Linked DNA regions of Homo sapiens: region 1 is linked to region 2. Evidence: chromatin contacts called from ENCODE Hi-C or POLR2A ChIA-PET data. All regions are on one chromosome and are shown on one strand. The core of a region is the stretch at or near the end of the contact, and the rest is flanking DNA. Distances in the headings are between cores, read along the strand shown.

What was found. A loop is a pair of places that touch in the nucleus more often than their neighbours do. ChIA-PET counts read pairs that join two places held with the same protein, here RNA polymerase II (POLR2A). Pooled maps may share reads with other maps.
Region 1: a loop to region 2 is called in a map of endothelial cell of umbilical vein, with 8 times the contacts of the local background. The contact joins two enhancer-like sites. A Hi-C loop is called at or near these places in 1 of 168 maps with a recorded cell type or tissue (endothelial cell of umbilical vein) and 2 of 50 pooled maps. POLR2A ChIA-PET finds 5 or more read pairs at or near these places in 1 of 52 experiments (T-cell).

What each region holds. Positions count from the first base shown.
Region 1 is chr17:6,255,487-6,258,973 of GRCh38, reverse strand. No RefSeq gene overlaps it. Among named protein-coding and RNA genes, the nearest start is that of AIPL1, 180 kb to the left of the region's middle. Within about 2 kb of position 1,498, at least 2 of the 41 ENCODE cell types and tissues checked have a DNase peak (open chromatin) inside an H3K27ac peak, as active enhancers do; they include endothelial cell of umbilical vein, where a contact is called at or near this core.
Region 2 is chr17:5,833,613-5,837,042 of GRCh38, reverse strand. All of the region lies in intron 1 of LOC339166 (a long non-coding RNA gene), which reads right to left. Among named protein-coding and RNA genes, the nearest start is that of WSCD1, 240 kb to the left of the region's middle. Within about 2 kb of position 2,167, at least 5 of the 41 ENCODE cell types and tissues checked have a DNase peak (open chromatin) inside an H3K27ac peak, as active enhancers do; they include endothelial cell of umbilical vein, where a contact is called at or near this core.

The DNA of each region.
Region 1 (3,487 bases), core at 249-2,748, 420 kb before region 2:
AAAATACAGAGATGCCGTTTCATCATGTTGGCCAGGCTGGTCTCAAACTCCTGACCTCGTGATCCGCCCACCTTGGCCTCCCAAAGTGCTGAGATTACAGGCATGAGCCACTGCATCAGGCCCATTATGAGATTTTTTTTGTGATTTCTTTTTTGTGTGATTTTTTTTAGCTCATCAGCTATCGTCAGTGTTAATATACGACATGTGCAGCCCAAAATGATTCTTCTTACAGTGTGACCCAGGGAAGCCAAAAGACCAGACATCCCTCTGTTACACTTTCCACTCCAACATTCTCCCAAAGTCAAGCCTCTCCTGACACCTGGAGACTCGCTAACTCTTAAGGGAAAGTCATGCCTTCTCTGGACAGCTCTCTTACAAACTTTTTCCTTTCCCCCCACCTCAAAATGTGCCTACCAGCAACAGCCTCCTCTCCCTGCAGGCCACCCAGGATGGGGCCAGTCCTGCTCCAGGGTGGCATTCAGAGGTGGAAAGGCATGGTCCTGACCCCGAGCCTGCTCTTCTTCAGACAAAACAACTTTTCCACCCTGTATTTCAGCCCCCATCTGCTCCTCTATCCTGGCCCCTTTCCCAAAAGATGCCCCGGTTTCTTTCGTCCTAGCAACTCTTCTTACCTTCCACACCTCGATGCAAATTCAGACAAAATGCAGCAAGTATTTACTGAGCACTATCTCTTTGCCAGGCACTGGCCTTGGAGCTGAGGATGCAGCAGTAAATTTAACAGACAGAAGTCAAGGTGAAGCTCCCATCCTGGGGGCCAGCTGCATCTACCATCATTGGAGTCTGCAACCTAACTCGTGTTTTTGACAATCAGCCTCAAAATCATGGTTATACATAAGTGTCAGGCACTGTGCTCGGCACTGGAGGTGCAAAGGTAAACAGAATATTGTTCCTGCCTTGAAAGCCCATAGCCCCATTGGCTTAAACAACCTGATTAACATGCCTAGCTTGAATCTCTCAATCTCTCTCTCTGTCTCTCTCTGTCTTTTACACACACACACACACACACACACACACACACACGCGTATCAGTTGCAGGAAATCTACCAGCGTCCAGTCAAAGTAGGCAAATATGTGCAGATTCCAGGCATCAGTGCCAACCTGAGAAACTTGCCTTCATCTCCCGTCACCTCCCCACCCCCTCACTGCCCTTCCCCAGAAAATTCTGGGAGCCAGGTTCCTGGCAGCAGCCTCCAAGGGGGACGTAAGGACAGGCCTATTGAACTGCGTTGCTCTGGACTAGATAAATAGTTATCACCAGCCAACGTGGTTAAATAATCATCAAACCACGTAATTCAGAAATCATGCTCCTCGAGAGTTCCCCATTTAATACCCGACAGAACACGCTAATCCGCCGCACAAGACTGCGTTTTACTTTTCTAGACAGGAAGCATTTTCTTCAGTCCCATAATGACTTCCCTTGACATAATAATGAAGGAATGTGAATTTAAAACAGGCTGAGAGGCTGGGCCTTCTTTGTTATTAGGGTTGGGGGCTGGTGGCTCGGAAATTGCCTGAGTAACTGCTGACTTGCTGAACTGTGTCGTCATTGAATTCACTGCTTACAAAGACTGAAATTTACCAAATTAAATTTTAGTGAGTAATTTCTTTTCACATAAACGGCAGAAATTAAACCATTGTGGATGTGGTAGATAGGCCGTCACACGGAGCTGACATTACATTGGGGAGTGCTGTGAAGTCAGGCAGGAGGAGATCAAGACTTGGAGGGCAGGAAACCCCTCTTTGGACTGGGGGAGGGGCGATCCCAAGCCCCAGAATCAGGCAGGAGAGGTTCAAATCCTGGGTCTCCCACTCCCTATTGATGTGACCCAGGGGGTTCTTATCTGTGAAATGGGCATGATGAGGGGCTATCTTAGGGATGCAAAATGGATTACATCTATAAAAGCACTTGGCTATCAGTAAAGGTCTGCATACATGTCGGTGGTTATTATGTATGTAGCTTCTAGCCTGAGGACGTTGAACTGGGAGAAATCAGGAATAAGAAAGGAAGCTCCCTGGAGTACCCTACCTTTGGCAAAGAGGTAGGTAGCTAAAGTTAGCTACTTTCTTTCTTTCCTTTTTTTTTTTTTTTTTGAGACAGAGTCTTGCTTTGTCGCCCAGGCTAGAGTGCAGTGGTGCGATCTCAGCTCACTACAACCTCCGCCTCCTGGGTTCCAGCGATTCTCCTGCCTCAGCCTCCTGAGTAGCTGGGATTACAGGCACGTGTCACCACGCCAAGCTAATTTTTGTATTTTTAGTAGAGATGGGGTTTCACCACGTTGGTCAGGCTGCTCCCTAACCTCTTGATCCGCCCACCTCGGCCTCCCAAAGTGCGGGGATTACAGGGGTGAGCCACCGTGCCCGGCCAAAGTTGGCTACTTTCTAACCCATCACGTAGCACAGAGAGGACTCAGGGGGCCCAATGCACCTGTGGAAATCAACTTCATTGGACACAACCGAAAAGTCAATTTGTCCAGTGGATTGATGGTCAGTTGGATTGATTAACTACAGCCAGACCAGTTGCTGTGAGGCCAAAACAATAGATGAAAAACGGGATATTTGACATCTCTGTCCTTACTGGTGTTGAAAAAATAATGATAAGCAACAGTCCTTTCTTATGTATGTATGGAACAAGGAGGTGGTATTATTGTTTAAAAACGTTCCCTCCCTCTTCTCCACATACATGGGAGTTTTTTTGCTTACTCCTTGGCTTGGGGCTTGGCTATGTGACCTACTTTGGAAGATTAACATACATGACGCAAACAAGGACGTGAAATGTGCTTGTGCAGCTGGGCTCACCCGCTTGCACCTCTGCCATCGCCACGAGAAGAGCTTCTCACCAGCAGATGCTTCCCCTGTATCCCAGGCTCCAGGATAAACATACAAGGAACACACCAGAGCCCAATGTATGGCAAGGAACCCATTCTAACCAAACCCATAGCCTAAAGCAAAGCCACTCAGCCAGTCTAGCCTAGATCAGACAAGTCTTCACCAACCCCCAGATACGTGAAGTAAATACATGCTTATTGACTCTGGGATTTTTTTGTGGTTGTTTGTTATACAGCAAAGGTTGACTGACACAAAGTCTGTTCATATCCACTGGCTCATTCTATCTGCAGAAAACTTCCATAGTAGAGATAGGTTAAGTATTTTTGTTTCTCTTTTTTTAGATGAGGAAACAAGCTTAGAGAGAATAAATGACTTACTAATGGCATGAAGGTAATCAGAGATAGAACCTAGGCTTTTAGTGCTGAGTGTTCTTTTTTATTTTTTTCCCATGTACAGTGATGGCTTCTCTACCTGGGAGCTGGGAGCTGGGGAGATCCCTGGGTTCCCAAGAATAGAAAAATAAGCTTCTCCCAAGACTTCTTAATTTCACCAAAGACCAATTTGTCAGCAGGGCTGGAAGGGCTGAGGGACCTCCCAGGGACAGTTAATAATTGGCCTATGGCTCACACCACAGCATTTT
Region 2 (3,430 bases), core at 918-3,417:
ACTGACACCAAAACCTGAGACACTCATTCTTCGTTCTCATCTAAGAGTTAACAGTTTCCCTGAGGCCTCCTTCTCCAAAGGCAATGTTACCCACTAGTTAACTTAAGCCTTTTAGAGGAAAAAAAAAAAATAGTTACTTGAGATTAACACTAGAACATGCTTCTATCTCCTGGTTTTTATCTCTAATCTTAGTCAAGCCATTCCTAACTTGCCCTTCAGTATAGATCAGTAATTCAGAGTGAAATCTCTAGAGTTAGACTCCCTGGGTTCAAACCCCAGCTTAGCCTCAGTTTTTTTTTTTTTTTTTTTTTTTACCATTTGTACGGTGGGGATAATAAGAGTACTATATCACAAGGTTACTGGGGGACTAATTGCATTAAAATATACAAAGTCCTTAGGACACTGTTGGCACATGGTAGGCACTATTCAGGTATTTGTCATTAGTTCTAGTGTTAATATCTTTTTTCTTTTTTTTTTTGAGACGGAGTCTCACTCTGTTGCCAGGCTGGAGTGCAGTGGCAGGATCTCGGCTCACTCCACCTCCCAGGTTCAGGCAATTCTCCTGCCTCAGCCTCCCGAGTAGCTGGGACTACAGGCGTGAGCCACCACGCCCAGCTAATTTTTGTATTTTTTGTAGAGACGGGGTTTCACCATGTTGGCCAGGATGGTCTCAATCTCTTGACCTCGTGATCTGCTCCCCTCGGCCTCCCAAAGTGCTGGGATTACGGGCATGAGCCACCACGCCCGGCCATCCTAGTGTTATCTCTTATTTCCCACCTTTGGAACCTGATATTGTGGACACAGCCGTGTAGTCTGCGATCCCCCACCCTCAGTCTGTGGTTACCACTCCTTCTCCTGTCTTCAATCAGGACCTTTCACAAACAGAATCCAGGGTCCCAAGTGGAGGGCAAAGCCTCACTGAGGTGTAAAACATCCCCTCCTTGATCCAAAAGCCTACCTCAGTCCCCCATCAAGGGAGCTATGATGGTTAATTTTGTGTGTCCACTTGGCTGGGCCATGGTGCCCAGGTATTTGGTCAAACATTATTCTGGATGTTTCTGTGTGGGTGTTTTTGGATGAGTTTGACATTTAAATTGGTGGACTTTGGGTAGAGTGCCCTCCATGAGTCGGTGGGCCTCATCCAATCACCTGACAGCCTGAATAAAACAAAAGATTGCTCTCCCCCAAGCAAGAGGGAATTCTGCCAGCAGATGGTTTCAGACAAGAACTGCAACTGTGGCTCTTTCCTGGGTCTCCAGCAGGATGGCCTATCCTGTGAATTTTAGGCTTGCCAACTTCCATTATTCATGCACCTATTCCTTAAAATAAATCTATACACTGTTGATCAAAATTAAGGCTCTTGAGGCTGAAATAAATTGAAAAAGCTTTAGCAGAAGTCAAATGTGAGCATCAACCTGGGAAGACACACCAACGAATTTAGGTGTGTTCCAAAGTCTGTTACAAGTTGGAATGCCATTATAAGAACGTTTAGGAGAAGGGAGGGGGTCTTCTCATATCAGAGTTGCTCTTTTTTATTGGTGGGTTCAATTCAGAGGTTACAATCATCGGCTACAGTTTACAGCATACTGGCCAAAATGTCCTACAGCAAGACAATCAGCAAAACTTCATGCATCAGAAACAAATCAGTGTCCGTTTCAGTGTTAATAGGTTACATATTAATCAGTACATCAAAAATTTGAGGAACTCACAATAAGATTTGAGGGACTCACAATAAGATTTGTTACTCAGAGGGGCCAGGCGCGGTGGCTCACGCCTGTAATCCCAGCACTCTGGGAGGCCGAGGCGGGTGGATCATGAGGTCAGGAGATCGAGACCATCCTGGCTAACAAGGTGAAACCCCGTCTCTACTGAAAATACAAAAACTTAGCCGGGCGTGGTGGCGGGCACCTGTAGTCCCAGCTACTCAGGAGGCTGAGGCAGGAGAATGGCGTGAACCTGGGAGATGGAGCTTGCAGTGAGCCGAGATCGCGCCACTGCACTCCAGCCTGGGCGACAGAGCAGGACTCTGTCTCGAAAAAAAAAAAAAAGATTTGTTACTCAGAGACAGGATGTAAGCCATGAATCATAAGACCTTTCCCAGGTGGTTAATTTGGAAGCCTGCCAAAGGTGACCTGTAAGTTATCATTTCCCCTTTTTGATCAAAAATCTTCATGTGGAAGCACTGATGATAAATCTCCACTTAGGTTAGAGTGATAGACATTCTTTATCCCTAGGCACTGAGAAGGCTCATTCCCAGGAAGTCTCATCTCTCAATGCAAAGAAAGAACCTTGTTATTGCAGGCAGGTTGTTAGCAACATGGGGCAGAACATGACACAAGGCTATGTGCTGTTTTCCTGAATAATGAATCACATACAGTTGCTGGGTGATATTATTTTGGCCTTAGCTGTTGAGGAATAGTTTCCATATTCTGGAGAATTTGGGTAAAGAGAAAATAAGTGTCTTAATTTTGTTCACAAAAGCATACTTTACCCAATTGTTGTAAGGTGGCTCAAAAGAAGGAAAACTTTTTGACGTTGGAAAACAGAATATAAAAAGAATTAGCAATTTTTTTAAAAGTCATAAAAATCATTTTAGTCCTCTATGAGTGCAGTCCCGTGTAATTCTTGTTTTGTTTGATGTTGGGTTAGTGATCTTGATGTACAACTTTTTATGGAAGTTTTTATTTAGTCTATTATTCTTAAAGTTATCGGAAATCTGTATTCAAAAGGACTTGTTAGAGTCTCTTCCATGGAAAGCAGTTTTGGAGTATAGCTGATTGCAAATGTTTCTAGAGAAGATTTCAAAACAATAGCTCTGGCCTGTAATCCCAGCACTTTGGGAGGCCGAGGCGGGTGGATCACTTGAGCTCAGGAGTTCGTGACCTGCCTGGGCAACGTGGCAAAATCCTGTGTCTACTAAAAATACAAAAAATTAGCCAGGCGAGGTGGTGCACGCCTATAATCCTAGCTACTCGGGAGGCTGAAACAGGAGAATCGCATAAACCTGGCAGATGGAGGTTGCTGAGAGCTGAGACTGCACCACTGCACTCCACCCTGGGTGACAGGGTGAGACTCTGTCTCAATTTAAAGAAAAAAAAAAGCTATGATCACAAAAACTTTGAATAGCCATAGGTTAAATCTGATGAAAATTCCCAATTGACAAAGAAATTTAGTTATTTCCATTGCATGTAGCATTTTAAGATAACAACCACAACTATGACTGACAGTGTCATATCAGGACCATTAGACTTTTATAAATTTTATGTAATCTTTAGAATACTCATATTAATAACATAGCCATATAATTTTAGAAAAAATTAACATAATCAAAATTATGACTGATAACATATTGGGTTTTTATAATTTACATACTTTTTGGAACATTTATATCAACAACATACCCATAGATGTAACTGAAGGAAGATTAGTA